Linked DNA regions of Homo sapiens: region 2 is linked to region 1. Evidence: chromatin loops called from intact Hi-C (ENCODE). Cell type or tissue: PC-9. All regions are shown on one strand.

What was found. Peaks named below come from ENCODE experiments on the same cell type or tissue, not always from the same donor. Only the 100,000 strongest peaks of a DNase experiment are listed, where the experiment ranks them.
Region 2: it touches region 1 in a loop (5-fold over the local background); 29 of 110 quality-filtered maps call a loop at or near these places.

What each region holds. Positions count from the first base shown.
Region 1 is chr2:102,613,134-102,618,133 of GRCh38, forward strand. No RefSeq gene overlaps it. Among named protein-coding and RNA genes, the nearest start is that of SLC9A2, 3.9 kb to the right of the region's middle. In PC-9, CTCF peaks have their summits at 2,917 and 3,122; a DNase peak (open chromatin) is centred at 2,868; H3K4me3 peaks cover 155 bases.
Region 2 is chr2:102,511,273-102,516,272 of GRCh38, forward strand. It overlaps SLC9A4 (solute carrier family 9 member A4), which reads left to right. Exons shown (of 12, transcript NM_001011552.4): 7 at 931-1,001; 8 at 2,818-2,979. Among named protein-coding and RNA genes, the nearest start is that of SLC9A4, 41 kb to the left of the region's middle. In PC-9, no CTCF peak of the experiment used is centred here; DNase peaks (open chromatin) are centred at 2,989 and 4,769; H3K4me3 peaks cover 362 bases; H3K27ac peaks cover 2,935 bases.

The DNA of each region.
Region 1 (5,000 bases):
ACTTCTGGGGTCAAATTACCTATATTCAAGTCTTGACTAGCTGTGTGACCTTGGGCAAGTTACATAATTTTTCTGTCTTTAGCTTTCTTATTTGTGAAATAGATACCCCAATGATAGCTATAATTTTAGGGTATTATAAATATTTAATGAGATGGTGGATACAGCATTTGAAAAAGAGCCTGTCTCATTGTGTGTACTCAGCAAATATTAGCCACTGCTAATGTTGGGGCTCAAAAACTGATACCTGAAAATATAGTACTTTGTACATGCTGAACTGAAGAAGAGGCCCCAAGGTCTCTCTGGCCTTCCTGTTACCCACCATCTCCCCCTAAGTACAGGATAAAGTTTTTCTGTGAAGTTGCCTTATCTGCCTAAAGTCTGGACTTACCAAACAGAAAAAACAATTACCTCCAGTCCCTTCTTCGAGTTTTCATTAACTGAACTTATCTTGGAGGAAGGAAGACTGAAGTCTGTCAACTTACCTGGACAGACTTTTGTTACAAACAATTTTCTGCTCTATGGGCTCAACAGATGTTGCCCCAGACCATTGCATGCTCTTCAAGCTCATTAAATTCCTGTAAAAATAATTTAGTATCCCCCTAAAATCATCCACACTTCCCTATCTCCCTTTTCCCTAAGAAATATAATAGCATTGGTACCCTATTGGGATATTGGCAAACCACTCTGTGATTCTCCCCATGCTCATGGCAGTAATAAATTTGTAAAGCCTCTTCTCTTATTAATCTGCCTTATTGTGAGTTGGTTTTTCAGCAAAACTACTGAGGGTAAAGAAAAACTTACTTTAGCCCCAACAGTATTACTATATTTCTTCTGTCATGTTCTATAGTTCTCGAGGGCAAGATTCATGTGATCCATCTCTGTATCTCCTGCAGGAATGAATGCTTTGCACATAGTTGATTTTCAGAAAGCTAAAAAATACTTAATTTTTGGTTGTACAAATAAAGAAATGAATGGATGGATGGATGGATGGATGAAAAACCTAAGTAAAGATAGGTAAGGCATAATGTAATACCCACTAAGTTTTAAGCTAATGTTGTCCCTTTTAGATGTTTTCAAGTTTTAAGGCTGATAGTAGAACAATATGAGCTCAGGGACTGCAGGGAGTACAGAGATTCAGAGGTATACTCACCAGATTTTCTTCCCCATAAAGAAATTACTAAGAAACCACAGAAACAGTCGTCTGTGAACAATCTGGACCTCATTCAGATTGGAAGCAGCTGAAGAGATTTTCTGAGGTAAACTCTTGTTAGTTAAGATCTACACAAACATGTTTTTTAGAGTGAACTTTGGTTGGATAAATGGAAACTCAAAAGCCTTAGGAAATTACTAAAGATCGTAGAGCAGTGGAAAGTGGAGAAAGGTGCTTGAGTGAAGACTGGCATTTTTTGAAGATAGGCATTTTTGACTCTGCTTTCTCTATTTCCAAGACTGGAAATGGTCAGATTTCTATTTCCAGTATGTTAGCAGTTAAGTAAATTCTAGAATAGTAAACAAAATATACATTTGCAAAAGTAGTCCTTATTTCCCACTCCTATTTCTAGAAAAATCTTTGCCATGATCCCTTGAAGCACTCTCATTTATTGGGTCCCCAAAGGTACAAAGAGGCTTAGTTGCAGGTACCTAGCAACTATATATACTCTACAAATATTTGTTGAATCGATGAGTGAGTGTGCCTTATATGTAACAACAGAATTCTATTTAGAAGTTCCTATGGGAACTGTAAAAGTCATTTACTATCCCTCTAAAATCATCCTTATTTCTGTATCTCTCTTTCCCCTAAGAAGTAGGGTATATAAGCATCAGTACCCAAGACAGACCTCAGTTTTTCTCCCTGCAAGATCAGTTCAGTTTTTGCTTTCTGATTGCATTGCATGTCAGAGTTCAGATGATACACGACAGAGTTGAAAGGACAGGGAGTCTCTCTTCCCACATGTGACATCACAGTATCTGGAGCAGGATGTAGGTGTGTGTCCATTCTACACGGATGTTTTAGATTAATATCTTAAATTTTTAAAACCTTTTATAAAGAAACATAAAGTTACTTGTCCCCAAGTCCCTTATTTTATGGAGGAAAACCAAAGCACTGAAAAACTTGGTGGTTGGATATCTGAAAGCTGACTCTTAGCTTAAATATATTAGGAGGATTCAACATTAAAAGTAGCACTGTTAGCTGGGTGTGGTGGTGTGCCTCTAGTCCCAACTACTTAGGAGGCTGAGAAGGAAGGATCACTTGAGTCCAGGAATTATTAGGAGTTTGAGGCCAGCCTGGGCAACACAGTGAGACTCCATCTCTACAAAACCAAACAACAACAAAAAAGTACCAAGATTATTTATAAGCTTGAATTTGCAGAAAGTACCTTTTCATAAAGCAAAACATTTCTCTGCTGAAACAAATATATTTGGCCAAAAAGAAAGAGAGGAAAGTATTAATTCTGTGGGCATCAGTAAAATGTTCACGCCACTGCATGACTGCTCTCTAAGAAGAAGTCCTTAGATTTTTGCTGAGAATTAAGTCTCTTAAAAAAAGAAAGTAGTTTAAACATTGAGAACTTTCAAATATAATAATAAAATAACCAAATCAACAGTATTATGAGAGTCAACTTTTTATAGGCAAAGATTCTCAATTGATATATTACACAACTAATGGCTAGTGGTTGTGCAATGCACATTTTAAAGAAAGGGGAATATAAAATATGAATATTATAAAAATGTGCAAAGAATAGTATGACATATTAATATCTAACTATTATTAGTAACTATTGCGACTATTACACTGGTATCTGAGGATGGAGCCGTTCCCTGGTCTCTGTCTCTTGATAGAGCATACATTGCTCCTGCATGCTAGCTTCTAAGGGAGGTGCTAACCTCTGGCGCCGCACTGTGGTGCAGAAGAGCTACTGCCACTAATGAGCAGTTCCCTTCCTCTGTGTCAGCTTCCACTCTGCATCTGAAAAAGACAGATAGCACATTAAACCTTTTGGAGTTGTGAAGAATATGTTTGCTGGCATGCAGAGACCTCTACCTGCTCCTTCATACAGAAGTTCCTGAGGTTTCAACATTCTACAACTCTTCAGTAAGCTCTAAGTTCTGTATGGCAAGAGACACAAAGTTAAACCTCAGTTCCTCCTGAAGTTTCCAGTGCAGGAGCGGGGGATTTAAGATCAGTCCTGGGTTAGGTCAGGATCCTAATCTCCTCTGCACAGCTCACAGTTTTATATTTTAAGGTGCATGTCCTCTTAAGCTAACTCAGCTTTATCTTACTAGTTTCTTTCCCTTGTACCAGGAAGTATTCCAAAATCCTTTGTGATTCCTAGTGATGCCAGATCTACTCTCTTGCTTGATGGCTGTATAATTCAGGAGAGTTACTCCTATTAAAGTATTCCATTAAATACAGTAATATTCTAATGGACCACTCTTGAGCAAAGTGCAGAGAAAAGTACGCATTTGCCTTAGAAGGTTCATAAATTCCTAGTAAATATTTCTATGCTATGTGAAAGTCAATCTGAAATCAGGTAACTATAATTTCTAAAAATATTTAGAAATCTTGTAATGTGATTAAATTCACACATCATTTGGGTAGAAGGGGGAAAAAAGACATGAGAGATGCCAAAATGTGAATGAGGGATCACTGGAGAAAACATTTCATGTAAAACTAGGAGAATTCATGTCCATCCTGCAACTGGCCTAACTGTGAGAAAGCCCTGCAGCTCAGATCCGTAGTGTGTGAGAGTTGTTGATTTCACCGTCAATTCATACATTTATTCGTCCAACACATATTTAGCGGGTACTCACTGTCTCCGGGCAATATGCTAGGAGCTAAAGATAAAAGAATGAGTTAAACAGACCAATACCTTCACAGAGATGTTCAGTGGGAGAAAAGCAAAATGATTAAGTGCTGAAAAGTTATGGGAGATCAAAGGGCATAAAAGAAGACCCCCCAATTAGTCCAGAAATTCAGCTACCAGGTGAGACGTCCAAAGGTCGCTAAGAAACCACTAAAGGATTTTAAATGTGTACACACGTTTCGCTTCTTGCTTCAGTCATCCCATGGGTGGTGTTATCACTTTCACGGCTGAGCTCCTAGTCAGAGGGCACTTTGAAGAAATAGCCAGGCCAAGTCGCTCTCAGCATAGGGGCATAATTTAACTCTTTTTAAATTTGCTTTAAGGGAAAGATGAAAAGAATGTCTTTTTAGACTAATTTCTTCGCCTCCCATTTACAAGAATAAATAAAACGACTTTTTTTTCAAATGTAAAAAAAAGTGGATAGCCTTTAACTGCAGTAGCATAGATGTATAAAGTTGAAGTGATACCACATAAGGTTTACAGGCAGTGAGGGCCCGGAAACAGATTTGTCATTCATTTTCTTGTTCATGATACACAATTATTCTTAAAAGTGTTGTGTGACAAACTCCTAGAAAGTATTGTCTAAATGTGCCCTCTCCCTATTACTATGTCACTAAGTTTGTAGAACTGCCTGATTCACTTACCAAAACTTTATCCTGCTGTAACTTTTTTGAACAATCCCTGTAATATTCTCCACTGCTTATTTTAAAGTAGCTGAGAATATAGCGTGCTGTTTATGGGCAACTAGTCATGGGGTAGAGGGTGAGATGATACCAGTGTTAGCCTGGGCAGGCCTGGGTGTGAATTCCATCCAGACACTTACTTAATATGTAAACTTGATTAAGTCTATTTGTTTATTTTTACACATTTCTACACTATATTTCTTCACTTATAAAATGGGTAAAAAATATCTGCCTCTTTGGATTTTTACGATTGACAAAAAAATGCAAGTAAAGTGCCTTGTATTGAGCTTCCCATGTAGAGACAGATACTCAAAAAATTTAAAAATCTCTTATTTGCTGCCTTTTCACAGGGGTATGTTAGGCACATACCTTTAATAAACGTTTCCAGTGAAAGGAGAAGGGGAGGCTGAGTTTTGGATGCCCAATGATTCTTCTCAAGATAATATCTTTA
Region 2 (5,000 bases), 100 kb before region 1:
AAAATAATTAACAGATAAGGATAAGTAGTGACTGTTTTAAAACATGTAACAACTTAACATCTATCTTTATCTCCTATGATTTATTATTTCGACATATTGCATAATCCACCTAAGTCCATGGAACTTGGATATTTCACTCTTCTCTCATTTATTTTTCTTTTCCTCAAAAAAGTTATAATTTTTGGTAGAAGGTAGTGAATTAATTATTTAATAATTAATTTAATATTTCAAACTATTTTTCAAAACAAAATTCAGAAGCCAGTATAGACTTCAATAATTTCAAATTTAAAATATTTGGAGACTAATTTCATAATTATTTTGAAGATTGCACTTTTTCCTAAATTTCCATAAACAATTTGGGTTAAAACAAATGCAATATAATTTGCTTAAGTGGTCATATGTAATTACTCAGATCAAACGAGCATATTAAAATGAGAGATACTTTGTTATTCTATGTTATAGTAGAATATTAACAGAATTATATTTTCAGAAATTATATGATTGGATAACAGTGTGTTCTTTTCTTCTGCAATGAAATTAAAAGTAAGTTATTACAATTATTTAATAATATCTTAAATATGATATATTTTATTATTATTAATTATCCTCCGAGTGATTTCAGTAATGAGAAATTTCCTAGATCATTCTAGAAAAGTATTATCCAAAGCAAATGCCAGGTGCCCTGTTTTCATTACGTATTATGTGAATTATGAAGAAACTTATCTACAGAGTCTTTAAACCAAAGTTGAAATTACTATGAAATTACTATGAAAGGCACCAAATATTTTATTACATGAACACAGTGATAGAAAGTCAGATAGGCTCCAGAAAATTAAAGGCTCCTTTGTTTTTTAAAGTGTCTTAGTTGTCCTGTGTGTCTTTCAGAGTTCGCGTTTCTCCAGCAATCATTTTCTTGTGTTTGTTTGGCAGCTGATGGATCACTTAAAGGCTGGAATCGAAGATGTGTGTGGGCACTGGAGTCACTACCAAGTGAGAGACAAGTAAGGAGGCTGAGGGTTTCACTCCCTGACAAACTTCTAAAGGTTCCATTGGAAGCTGGGCATAAAATCAGAGAGAATTCAGGGAATGGAGACCAAGAAGATAAAGTGCTCCTGAGCCATCCCCTACAGGAAGTGGTTGAAATTCCAGGGCATGCTAAGCCTGGAAAATGAAGAATTGTCAGGTGGAAGACGCAGTTGACTTGGTGTAGGTTGTTTCAGAGAGAACTGGTACAGCTAGTGGGTAGAAATTAGAAAAGTAATATTTAAGTTAAAAACAAGGACAAGGTTCCCAATGATAAGATCAGCTCTACCACGGAATGGCCAGCTTAGAAAAGGAGTTTAGAAAGGGAGCTTGGTGCCTCCTTAGGAATCCTGGCAAGGGATTCCTCCATTGTTGGGGAGGCCATGGTGGAAGATCTTTAAGATTCTCAAATATAGTAATTCTTTTTTAAAATGCCCAAATCCCTCTTCTTCACCATATCTCACCTTTCAGAATGTATTGTTTTACTGGACTTAGTTTCCAGTTCAGGAGGGAGGTTGCGGCTAGAGTTGTCAGTGAGTAGCTGGAAGCTCACTGAGGATGGGGCTCTGAGAAGCTCTCACTCTCGTGGCGCAGGCAAGGAAAAGAAAGTGCGGAAGGAGATTGAGAAGAAGTGGTCAGAGAGGCTGGCAGCGAAGCACGAGCGAGTCAGGGTGTGGAGGGCGCAGAGGGGAGGACCCAGCACGTCAGGAGACACAAAGCATCCAGTATGGGAAGAATGAGGGCAGCCTCTGGAGTTGAACAGGGCAAGGTCAAGGCGAGCTCAGTGAGAAGAAAGTCAGGGAGGGTGTTATGGTTGGGGAGGTGATTACCGTGGGCTGAGAATACACAGGAACCGCGGCTTCTCATGAGGGCAGAAAACTAGAAGACAGAAGATCGACCCAGTTGGAATAAGAGGAGGCCTGGTCTGAGCCGAGCTGGGACAGCAAAGCTCAGGAAGCCAGCCCCTAACCCTGGAGGGGCTTAGCACCTCACAGACCAGGAAACCAATTGCCAGATAATAAACCAGCAGCCCGGAAAGCTATGTGCCCCTCTGGAAAATAAAGCAGGCGGGCAAACTACTCTTTGAATGTAAAATGATTGAAAGTGTTGAAAATTCCAACTCCAAACAAATGGCTGACTCTGAAGGCACCATATGCATAGCGCAGCTCAGTCGAATGGGCTGGCCAGAGGTTCCTTACAATAGTCAGCGGCCATCAGTCTCGCCTATTCAGAATCTCCATCATTCAGGCTATTGGGACATACGTAGGGTTTTTTTCTTCCCCTTAATTGGTAGGATTCAAAATGATCTGCAGCATAATGGGGCAAAACTACTGTAACTACCGGGCCATTTAAACTTATTGGGTTCTGGTTGAATAGGCCAGTATTACTGTAAGTGCAGCTGCCGCTGTTATGCGCTATTAGAATGGAACACTTATTCAAAAGCTTCAGCCCCCTCATTTCTTCTCTTACAATTGGAGCTGAGCTGGGCTGGGCCTCCCCCGCGCCTCACTTATGCACACTTTTTGCCCTGATTGCAGCTTGTCCCTTCCTTTTGTTTAGCTGATTTTCAATGTATTCAGGCCAGTAGGCCATTCTTTTTTTTTATTTTAAAAAATGCATAAATGCTATGAATTTTTTTAAAAAATGTGTTCAAATGCTATGAATTCCAGGCACTGTCCTGATGTTTCTTCAGAATAAAGTTAAGTAGTAAGTAGTTTGTTTCAAGAGAAATGCATACTTAATGTAACACATACAGACGTTCAAGATTTCCAAAATGTTGGTTTTCATTTTTAGGTTTAAGAAGTTTGATCATAGATACTTACGGAAAATCCTCATCAGAAAGAACCTACCCAAATCAAGCATTGTTTCTTTGTACAAGAAGCTGGAAATGAAGCAAGCCATCGAGATGGTGGAGACTGGGATACTGAGCTCTACAGCTTTCTCCATACCCCATCAGTGAGTCATATCTGTTCTTTGTTCTAAACTTTCACTGTCAGAATTCCAAGGGGCGCTGACTCATTGCCTCATTTAAAGGTATACGAGGAGTAAAGAGGCAGAAATATAAAGAAGAAATTATTTTTAAAATATGTAATCTAAGTCTTGGCATTTTTATGGCTTGGCCCAAGCTCACATATTTTACCTAGTTTCTGAAAATTACTTTCTAGCAAATGTTGCTTCCTTAGAGTTGTATGACATCTTTCTTTGGGAGGGAAGGGCAAGCGAATGTGTAGAATTGCAGCATATTTTACAAGACTGTCTCATTTTCCTCTTGACATGACCCCCGTGCATGTGATTCTGTCCTTCCTACCATTATGTTTCTTCCCATAAGCCATTTCTCTTCCTCTTTTACATGAGAGATGAGTTAACTTTCTGAGATGATAACTTGGATTTGGGAAGGAGTGATGAGAGCAAGAGGTGTGGTCATTGGTGGTCTATGTAAAGAGAAAGTTGTGTTTGTAATTGCATCTAAGGCGAAGGTCTACATGAGATTGTGAAATTTGTCTTGAGTCTATGTGAGACCAGCTTGGAGTAGAAGCAGGGAGTTGCCTGGATTCCTGGGGAACAGGGAGTTGTGGAAGCAGGACATAGGGAGGGGTGATACTGGAATATAAACCCATCATTACAAGACGATTTTCTATGCAACGTGGTAGAGCCTCTGGTAGCCACTTGTCCCAAGAGCTGGCTAAATACTTCTTAAAGCTGTTTTAACTCTGACATTTAATGAGAGCCCCTTCAATGTCAAAAGAACTCATTAATTTCCCAAAGATGCCCAGTTTTTCTCCAACAACTGATTTATTGGGAAAATTAATCACAACATATATTTAGGATAAGGAACATGGGCCCCCTCCATCCTGTTGTCTTCAGCAGGTAAAAACACTTGATCATATGCTTCAATTATGTCTTCACATTTAAAAAGGAAGTTGGAAGAAGAGCTAAGAATAGGTAGCAATAAATTTGTCTCTATTGCCTGAGTGTTATTTCTGAGATAACACCTTCATCCCTTGCCTGCTAATAAATCAGAAACACCCTTGCATTTCTTACATGGCCTGAGAAGAATCCTAACTAAAAGTCACTAAGAAATAAGGCAGAAAGCTTTGTATTATACTGAGATAATCCCTGAGGATATCTCAGTATAATACAAAGCTTTCTGCCTTATTTCTTAGTGACTTTTCTTTGAGGGTGGTGGAGGGGTTGTCGGTTTGTTTTGATGCTGCTCATCACATGGCTTTAAGGAAACTTCTGATATTAAAATGGAAAAGTGTTGACAGATATATACTGGCAGTGCTCTGCTGCATCATGGTGGAGCCCCAGGCAAAGGAAACATCAGGCATATCGATCCTCTATTATTTAAAATGTTGATATTATATTCATCAGTAATTTTTTGCATTGACCTTTATATCTATAAATATTGCATTTAAATCTGACTTACCTTAGTTACTGAGTTTTTTGCAACCCCCTTGCATTTGACACCTTTGATCCAATCCTGTCTGTTAAGACACCTCCTATGTGCCAGCCACCTTGAAGCAGACACAGGCCTTGCCCTCATGGACACCATACTCTGGTAGGGTCATGACGTTAACAAAAAAGGCCACACAAACATAATCATAAAGAATAGAGAGCTACGCAAGTCTATGAGAGGTGCACCTCACCTGGGCTCCTTGCCTTTGACCTGCTCACTGAAGGATGAATGCTGATTAATGCAGTTTAGACCATTTCACTTATGTGAGCCCTTGGTTTCGGAAGGTATGGGTGCTTATCTAAATGAGAATCAGTCTGCCGGGTGGCAAAGCATATTTTGAATTTTTGTATTACATTGCATCAGTCATAAGCATTTGCCTTAATTTCTGATCTCAAGGCAATCTTTAAACCAGTTTTATTTGGAGTGGGGGCCTGCCGGTTAAGTCAATTATTTCTTTAGAAATGAATTTAAGATTAGTGAGACAGCCTTATAGGTACGAGATAATTTTTTTTTCCTC